Linked DNA regions of Mus musculus: region 1 is linked to region 2. Evidence: chromatin loops called from intact Hi-C (ENCODE). Cell type or tissue: heart. All regions are shown on one strand.

Region 1 (5,000 bases), 970 kb before region 2:
CTGAGTTTGAGGCCAGCCTGGTCTGCAGAGTGAGTTCCAGGACAGACAGGGCTACACAGAGAAACCCTGTCTCGAAAAACCCCCCCAAAAAAAAAATTAAAAAAAGAAGAAAGAATAAAATGACCTTTAATTAAAAAAAAAAAAGTAAAAGAAACAAGAGACCTTATATACTAAGTGAACCTAATATTCCCTTTTCTTTTAAACATACAACAACTAAGCATCTAAGCATACAAAAACAAAGGGTAGGCAGGATTCCTGACAGTAAGGATCTGAGTGTGGTTGTTACATGGGTACCTTTGGTGCCTGAAATAATCAAAATCCAACAGTCAATAAAATTTGTTGAAGTAAACGAACTAGTTACTAGTTGTGAAATAAGACTCAGATGAAATGAACAAATAGAATGGAGCTCCAGGCAGTCTCACGGGCCACGGAGCTGATCTCATGATTACATTAAGTAAGAGACAAACGCTTCCATCAAGGCGGGCGCTTTTGTAGCAGTCCTGTAGTGTCTCACTGCTGTAACCCAGGGTTCAGGTTGAAGGTAAAAGTCTGCCTCCTCGCCGCACTCCTGCACAGCACTGGAGCCACCAGCCCCTAAGCAGCAGTCAGTTCAATGCAGACCATACTGTAGGTCTGCACTCCAGAAATGTATATTTAGGCTGCTGGAATTCACAAGAAAAGCTAACATACAGGAAAATGTTTAAGAAAAAAATTTGGTTAACTTGGCAGCATTTATCTATCATTGCTAACATTGTTTTCTAGAGTAAACTTTGAAATTGCATTCTAATTTGAAATGGTTTTGGTTTGACAAGTTAACTCTTGAGACATCTAAGTACAGTATTATGAAAGAACAAAACTGTTCATCAACCCTTTATGCCAATGTTAATTTCTTTTAAAAGTACGATTTTAATGGTTTTTTATTCCTACAGTGACCCTTAAGATTTCTATGTATGCAATCACTGATGCACACACAAGATGCATTTATAAGCTTATTTTGTAGTTTCAAAGTCAACTGGGAAACGCAATTTTAATTTTGTTACTGAAATAATTTAAAAATACATCATAGAAATGCCTCTTTTCATTCAACAGTAAAGATCCAGAAAGAGATTATATCAAGTAGAAACTATTCATGTTTATTAGTGTTAGAAATATGAAGCTGGTAACTTCAAAATGTATTCTTTTGATATATTTAAAAATTTCATAGTATGTATTCATTGTACACGGTACTGTTATAAAAGAACATTTTCATGCAAGTATATGTTATATGTTGAACATATCCTGCCAATACTGCCTTCTTTTTCCCTTCCCAGCCTTTTGTGGATTAAAACGGTTTCATTGTGTATATAGACTACATCTTCTCTATCCACTTCTATGTTATTGGACAGTTAGGTTAGCTCTAAAACTACGACAAATAGTTATCCAGCAAATGGGAATGGGCCAGTGACTCTGTGACACGATGTTCCGGAGCCCTGTGGGTCAATGCTCAGGAGTGGCACAGCTGTGTCCTGAGGTTGATCTATGTCAGTGTGCTGAGGATACTACATATGGATTGTGGATTACTACAGTGCTGTATTAACTCATATTACCACTGTCATAAAAATACTGTCTTATGATACCTTAAAGAACTTCAAACAAAGATTCATTACATATAAAAAAGTCTAAAGTCTAGAAAACAGTCCTTAGGAAAGATGTACAAATTCCCCATGGCTTCATGACTGTTTGTGATTCACAACTGTTGCCGATGGACAGTGACTCACCGGCTTTTGTTCATAAGGTCGGCTCCCCGTGCTTTGTAGTAGTCTAAGTTGGGGTGGAACTGGTAAGTCGCCGGCCTTGGATTTCTCTAAAGAAAAAGAAATACAAAACAGTGTCTAAAGGACCATATATAAGACATTTAGTAATTATCATACCTGGCTAAAGGAGCATATATCAGACATCTAATAATCATCATACCTGGCTAGGTGGCCATCTAGTGATTATCAGACCTGACTTTTGTTCCAGTGGTTCTTTCTTGGCTGATGAAAACTGAGAAACATCAAGCATACTCCATTGTGACCTATGCTGCTGTGCGAATGCATCAGTGTCGCTAGGCTGGTTTCTGGTGCTTTCAGTCACTTTCAAATATATATTTCAAAAATGAGATAAAATTACAGCAAAACTGAATAATTACTTGGTTTGCAACATAAGCATGAATAATCAAAAGAGGCCAAGGGACAATAGGTGGAGAAGGTAAAAACAATCCTAAATATTTGATGGCCAGAAATCTAAATATGTCCACTAGATGGCACACCGAGTCCTCCATTGCCAAAAATGAATTGTTTTAAAGTTAACAATTTCTATGTCATCTAATCTTATTCATGAGTTTAATAAGTACCAAAAATGTGTCAGCCAATGGAAATATTAGAAGTATGGCCATCAAACTGGCCAATGAAAAAGGGCCAATGCACATTTCTATAAAAGTGTCAATTCTGCCCTGTCTGTCATTTAATATTATTTATAGTATGGGAGGAATGTCTTCAAACCATTAAACTGGGTGTGTCCATTTAAGTGTACAGCTATTCTTTAAACTGTACTAATTATTTAATGTGCTAACCTCCTCACAGACTATTACAAATTAAATATACTTGCACTTTATAAAATCATAACATTTACACCATAATTTAATTGTATATTACAATCTCTAACATAATAAATTACATAATTCCCTCTAAAATGTTTTATAAACATCTGAATGTTTTCTAATGTCCACGTAGGCACTTAATTTAGGTAACAACTAGGTCTTTAGACCAGAGCATGCACTGTTCTCTGAAAGATCTAGTTAGAAACAGAATGGCTGAATTTTATCATAATAGAAAAACACGGCTATGCTTAGATACCAACCCTTGGAGATATCATCTCAAGGTACTGATATGCCTGCATGCTGGGGTGGGGTATAGAGGAAATATAATTAAGGTTAAATAGTTTGAAATTCATCAAGCTAATAAGCTGCATCTTAATGGCCATGAAAGACCTTTTCTCTTTTTGCTGAGAGTATTTACACAGCGCAGCCTGTTCATATCTCTTCCAAGCCAGCCCTAATCATCTGACAGAAATGACAATCCCCTGATTTAACTACAGCTACTATTCCATTGGTTTGGTATTCAACAGAGATCTGTAATAATCAAATCTGAATTGCCTTGATGAAGATAACGGCTGCTTCCGTGACTACATACTGTTAAGTCTAACTGCAACTTCTCTCTCTCCGAATTATATAGGTTTCTCAGGGTAGCTGATGACAACCTAGACCCAAGTATACTGGAAAAATAAAATAGAGGTTAAAGCCACTGGCAGAATACATTCCAGGTCAGAGTCTGCTCATCATCTATTTTAAAAATTACCTCCTACAAAACTACGATTCATGACTGATTCTGCTCTTTATTCTCTGAACCTGGAAAAGCATTTTGTTTTTGCAAATATAAAAGAGGTTTCTTTTCTGACTTTCAACAAACTAATAAAGTATCATGCTACTTTTGTTAGAAAATATTAAAAGAGCAGTCCCAGGGAATGGTCCCTGAGACATCTTTACAAAGAAATGACAAGCAATTCAAGACATGAAGTGCTGATCTATCTAGGCACTTAAAGCCATTATTAGGAACAATGATGTGACTTGAACACATGAATGGACTCAATATTGCCTTCACTGAGACCTATTTAAATTCCTAAGAGACCTGCTAGAATCAAAGGGAGATAGTTAAAGTCTTGCAGTACTGAAACAACACAAAAAGTAAAAATACAAACCAAAACAAAAAGAATTTGATATTGAATAACTACTGAAAAAGCAAGAAAATAAAAAGGGACTCAGTGTTCAGTTCTGTGAAAGGAAAAGTCTCTTGTTAAGACAGTGCACCATTAAAACAGAAATGTGCACACATATGATCTGCACAAGCACCATGAAAAATATAATGTGGGTCACAAAAGTAAAACTTATCTAAGACACAAATGTACACACACACACACACACACACACACACACACACACACACACGTGCTTGCACACACCAATTAAAGCAGTGGTTCATAACCTTCCTAATGTTTCAACACTTTATTACAGTTCCTCATGTTGTGACTCCCCCCCCCCCCCCAACCAAAATCTTATTTTGGTCCATAGTATTTTACTACTGTTAGGAATAGCAATGTCAATATCTGATATGTGACGCCAAAGGATCTCACCCCACAGCCTGAGAACCACTGAGGTAGAGAACTGAGGCCATAGATTTGAAAGAGTGGAAGGAGAGAACATGGGAGGAGATTGAAGCAGGAAAAGTCTTCATGTAATGTAAAAAAGGGCTATCACACAATAAATACTTCAATACCCATCAAAATGCGCCAAAATCAGAATCAAAACTAAGTAATTGATCCCAATCATTATCAAGCATGAATTTATACACACACATGTGTAAGACCATGTTCCAACATTAAAAAAAAATTCCTTTCCTCAGTGGGATAAAGTAGGAATGAGCAGAGTTCTAACTTAAAATTAAAGAGATACTTTCCCTATTTTGAAGAATTTCTTTCAAATATAATGTATAAAAACATAATAGTTCTTCTTTATAATCTTTAAGATGTGTAATTTTTCTCTACAATATGAGGCACTAGACTTTTACTAACATAAAATTGTATATGAGGAAGACCAGACCCCATGAGATCTGCAATTTCTCATGGTAGACCTCTAATACTATGCATGTCATTAAAGCCATTTTCACAGTCCAGTGTTCGGACTACAGAATTATCTTCAAACCAAAGTATATTAAGTCAACCTGAACCATGCAGTGGCTACTGCCTTCCCAACATGCTTTTGTTATTTCCACAAGATCCCAAAACCACTTCCACACCGGCTTAGTTATAAAATCAATTTAAAAGACAAAATCATCTACCAGTTACAGCTAGCTTTCTTCCCTTTCCAGGTCTTCACTAGGAGAGATAGTTACATAAATCCCACTGAGGGAATGGTCTTGGAAAAT
Region 2 (5,000 bases):
AAATGCATACACTCTGAAATAAACACACTACATGCATTCATATGAATGTATAATCACTGAACTAAATGCAGCTGCGTGTGGGCGCGTGCGTGTGATTTTTTTTTTTTAAGTATGACCACTGAAAGATACATACATGCTTGTGTGTGCAAAAGCTGGCTCTCGATAAACATTTAAATATCCACAGGAAACAATTCATATTAAAAAAAAATCCAAACAAGGCTCTTTCCACTGAAAAATACCAATCATCAATACATAAAGATTTAAAATTAAACCTATTTATTGATAAGCCCAGGGTTCCAAATAATTCTGTTTTGTTTTCAAAATTGCCCATTTAAAAAGTGTTATCTGGATGAAATTATACCATGTTGTCAATGCTCAGAAGAATAAACTCTCTGCTCTTCATATAAACCACAGAGAGCCACCTTTTTAAAGGTGCTAATTCATATGAAAAGAGGCCACTTACTATAATAAATCCTACAGAAAGCCACAAATGTTCTATGTAAGAACCCAAGACAGTCAGCATTTCACTGTCACAGCTAGAAACTGTGCTGACCCCACCCCTACAAGACACACACGGGCCATACCCTTTGTGCTTCAGTATACAAGTATTTGCTCAATTGTTCAAGGGCTTATCAGTAAATCTATAATCTGTGTCTGTGTCAAGGCTGTCTTTGTCTGAAGGCTTTTAATTGAATTCAACAAACATTATCTGACTTTATTGTAGAATCCCAGTTTGGGCCCCAGTACTAAGCATTAGTAGTAATTACTGTATTTGCAAAATAAAGAACGCTACAGCAAATCAGAATTTCTAGACAGTGACTTTTGATTCGCTGATTTTTTAGAATTATTGCCCTCCCCACAAGGGAATTAAAGGGTCATATTAACCTTACTAGCTAATAATAAATACAGGTTTAAAGCTGTAAAAACATGGGTCTTGGTAAAAATGATACAAAGTTTTAACCTAAGCCATAACCGGGTATAAAAGCCATCCTTCTAAAATCAGAACAATGAGGAACAGACAAGCAGCTGGGGGAACCTGGAGGAAGGAAGGACTGGGAAGGCCTCACCAGGCCTTTGGAACCTAGAGCCAGTCGGGACCAGCCAAACAAGAGCCACAGCTGGCACTCACCAAGGTTCAGGAACTCGGCTAACAAGGAATTAATACTGCATTATTTTTGTACCAAGAATTATTCTTATAATTGTGTAATAAGCAAAATAACTTTAAAGATGACAATGAGTTAAGCAAAGAACAAACAAAAAACAAAACGAAAGAAAGAAAATAAGAACAAGAAAACTGAAAGGACATTATGTCCTCCAAGTTAAATGTTCTTATTGTCCTGTGGCTTGGCTAAAAATAAACACCATCTACATTCTATTAGCATCTAAACATATACAAAATTATAAACACTAAAGATAAAAGATACTACTCTTACAGAGATTATGTCTCACAGGAATTTGGCCCAGGAGAGAAAAGGTATAAACAGGGAGGGGCATTTGTAGGCCTCTGGGAAAAATCTAAATTGAATATTCATCCTCATGCCTATAGGCCAACCAGGCAAGGTCTGTAGGATAGATAGGAGTGGAATACCACGAAGCCACACCCACCCATCCACTGTCCAGTGCTTAGAGGTCTACAGTGTGATAAGAGAGTTTATGGCTTTCAAATATTTACTATGTAGATTTAATAAAAAAGGAAGGAAAGAAGAAAGGGAGAAAGAAGGAAGAAAAGAAAGAAAAAAATCCTGGGACTCTGGAAAAAGGGGGCACCAGCAGGAGAGGATGTGAGGAGTGTGATCGATCCACACAACATGCCGTGAGAAACCGCACTTTGTACAATGCATATAACTCTACTACAAAAATGGGGGAAAACAAAGGAGTGAGGTATGGAAGAACGTGAATAAATCATGGGTGAAGGAAGACAAGCCAAGAAATGGCTGCAGAGAACTAAATGCTGGGAGTCACTAGTAAGCAAGCCGTATAGTTTCAAAACAGAAGTTGAAGAACGTCAACAAAGCACATTATTGTATTTAAGTTGATACGAACAGAAACATGGAAAAGGACACCGGACACTAGACACGTCTTTACCATCCATCAGTAGGGCTTACTGTTCTACAGGATGAGGACAGACAATGCCAGTCGTCTGCCCCTGAAAGTGGAGCGGCATAGGGAAAGAACAGACTGGATTTGGGCACCACAGCAACAGGCAACGTGATCCCATGTTAAGGGAAGTTAAGCCAGGGAATAAACACAAACACCAGCATGGACAGGGTTCAGGAACGAAGCAAGGGAGGGAAGAGAGAGGCAGAACAAGGAACACAACTGACCTGAGTTCGGTTAAAAGCCACGCGTGCAAATACTGCCTGTGAGATTCCGGCTCGTTTCAGTTCATCCCGCACCCACTGGTAGATTTCAGAAGAGACCTCCGTGTTTGTGGAAACTTGCTGCTCCAAAGGCTTGTTCATAGACCTACTGACAGGGGGAGGGTGGTTCAAGTACTGTTGGTTTAAGGACTGCTGGGCTAAGAGTCTGTTCACTGCATACTGCTGGTTCAGCAACTGAGCCATCACCAGCTGTTGGTTGACCAGCTGAGGACTGATCGGTGTTGACACAAGCCCAGGGTGCAGGTTCGGAAGAGGGGTCCGGACAGAGGGCTGACTGCCGTGAGAGAGCTGCGCAGGGGATGGAGGCTGCTCAGCTGTGTTTCCTGGGACAGGCTGCTGGCCAAAATTGACGTGGTTGGCACCTTGCTGGGATAGTTCAGACAGACTATCCATCTCAACTAAAGTAGACAAAAAGAAGAAACAAGGTCAGACAGCGATGAAGAAAATTTCTGATCATTTCTAATTTACAAACCTATAAAGAAGACAGCGGGCAAAGGGCATACTGAAGGGTAAGATGCCAAGGTCCAGCGTCTCACTTACAGTAAGGTCATGGCTGGTTTTCTCAACAGACAACTGAACACACTCTGCGTGCAGGACAACCTTCCAGATCTTGTTTTGAAATGTGGCTTAGAGTTAAGGCAGCGGTTCTCAACCTGTGGGTCGAGACTCCTCCGGCAAACCTCTGTCTCCAAAAATACTTACATTGGAATTCATAACACTGTAAATTTACAGTTATGAAGTAGCAACAGGAATAATTTTATGGTTGGGGTCACCATGTCCTGAGTAACTGTGTTAAAGGGTCTCACCATTAGGAAGGTTGAAAACCACTGATTTAAGGCATAAAAGCTACTGTCTACACACTTTTTGTTTTTTTATGTTTGCTTTAGGGTCAAACTATTACTGGTTTTCAGTTCTAAGCAAGAGAGGGCTCAAAAGCAATGGTTGCTTCTTTTAAGCTGGCCTTAAATATACTGCTTGCTGAATGGCAACTAGAAACCATGAGCTAAACTAAAAGCAAATAAACTATGATTACAAAAAAAAAAACTAGTGAGAAAATTACAAGTTCTTCCTTATTATGTTAACTCTAGCAATCCAGACAAAAGGAGGAAGCAGGCTATCTGATAGGGTGTAATGAGATGGGCGGAAGAGCTGGCTGCCGTGCTTGGCATTATAGGTGGCCTGCTCATTTAAGGCAATCACAGGCACTAAGGATATCAGCAAATACTTGTAGGGACCAAGCAAACACATACTCGAGTAGAGCAAGCCAGCACACCCAGTGTGGCTGAAGCTTGAGTGCTTTTCATAGAAGCTGTGGTTCTTAGCATCTCTCGCAGATGCTTAGGAAGGGCAAAGAGCTGTTCTGGTACAATGGTGGCACTGTCACGATTCTGCAATTTATTCTCACCTACCCGGGATGAATGCTTCTCCCCTGGCTAGAACACTTGTGTGGATTGGCTGAGAGTCAGCTCTAAGTGTGTCAAACGCTTTTGCTGCTACACAGAATAGACTAGAGGGAGGCTGAGACCAGAGTGTAATATAAATAGGTAAACCTTTTCAGATGTCCACACTTTCCATAGATAAGCTCTATTTGGCTTTTAATCATCGTTTCTCTTCTCATTAAAGATGCAGATTTTATAATCAGAGGAACTGGTCATACTGCTATACTCAATGTTATATGCAAAATATAACTAAGAATGGAAAGAAACCCTTAGTTTCTACCAGTGACATCAGCCCAAGTGGGCCATTCGCATGGAACAGTAATTCAAGCAATTATTCCAAAAATTGATGTATTGTCTTCATTACGGCCCTAAGCTATAAAAGGCAAAGAATCCGTTTTGGTAGATGGATGGCTTTTCTTCAAATATTAAAAGCTAAAACATGCTCAAAATTCTTATCTCTAAGTCTTCAGGAAAAGTTATTATTGCTACTATTAAGTGAATGTAACAGTGATAAAGATTTACAATAGGGCATAACACTTTGTATATGAGGCACCCCATTCCTGTTTGATTTTAAGATGTAGTATCTAGAAGTGTATGAAAGAGGAAGGTATATTACCCTTAACCATAGTGTGTGCTCCTGTGAGCTCTAACAGATCCACAACAGAGAACATGCCAGACTCCAAATGCTCCGCCATAGCACACAACTGTGACCCATCGTTTTATACCTCGGCTCATCTTGATGCTGCCTAACAATGTTGACCTAATGCTGTGTGTGCAGAGAGGGTGCTAGACTAGAATTGGAAGTTCAGAAATGAAAAGTGCTGGTTCTATTCCAGGTAGGAAGGCAAGCAAGCTCCTACCTACGGGAGCTGGAGCTATAAAAACCACTCCATCTCAATGGTGGAACCAAACTGTCTCTAGCGAGTCAAAGGCAGTTAAATATTGTTTGAAAGCTGCTGTGAAAACGGGCTCTTCCTCTTTTTTGCAAACAAAAGCAAAAGTCCCTAAGCATGATTATCTCTGTGAGAAGTCACAGCCGGTATTAGTTATTCAAGGCCTGGTTAGGTCTTCACTGAGATGTTACGAAATGACAGCTCTCCTCACGCCTCGATTTCCTGCATGTCTGACAACCGAGTCGGTGTAGCTGATTTAAACACAAACATTTATTGAATTTAATTAT

The links. A loop is a pair of places that touch in the nucleus more often than their neighbours do. Peaks named below come from ENCODE experiments on the same cell type or tissue, not always from the same donor. Only the 100,000 strongest peaks of a DNase experiment are listed, where the experiment ranks them.
Region 1: it touches region 2 in a loop (6-fold over the local background); 7 of 42 quality-filtered maps call a loop at or near these places.

What each region holds. Positions count from the first base shown.
Region 1 is chr17:50,811,999-50,816,998 of GRCm38, forward strand. It overlaps Tbc1d5 (TBC1 domain family, member 5), which reads right to left. Exons shown (of 22, transcript NM_028162.4): 16 at 1,758-1,843. Among named protein-coding and RNA genes, the nearest start is that of Gm41598, 24 kb to the left of the region's middle. In heart, a CTCF peak has its summit at 2,277 (motif pointing right); no DNase peak of the experiment used is centred here.
Region 2 is chr17:51,780,288-51,785,287 of GRCm38, forward strand. It overlaps Satb1 (special AT-rich sequence binding protein 1), which reads right to left. Exons shown (of 11, transcript NM_009122.2): 7 at 2,325-2,779. Among named protein-coding and RNA genes, the nearest start is that of Satb1, 50 kb to the right of the region's middle. In heart, no CTCF peak of the experiment used is centred here; no DNase peak of the experiment used is centred here.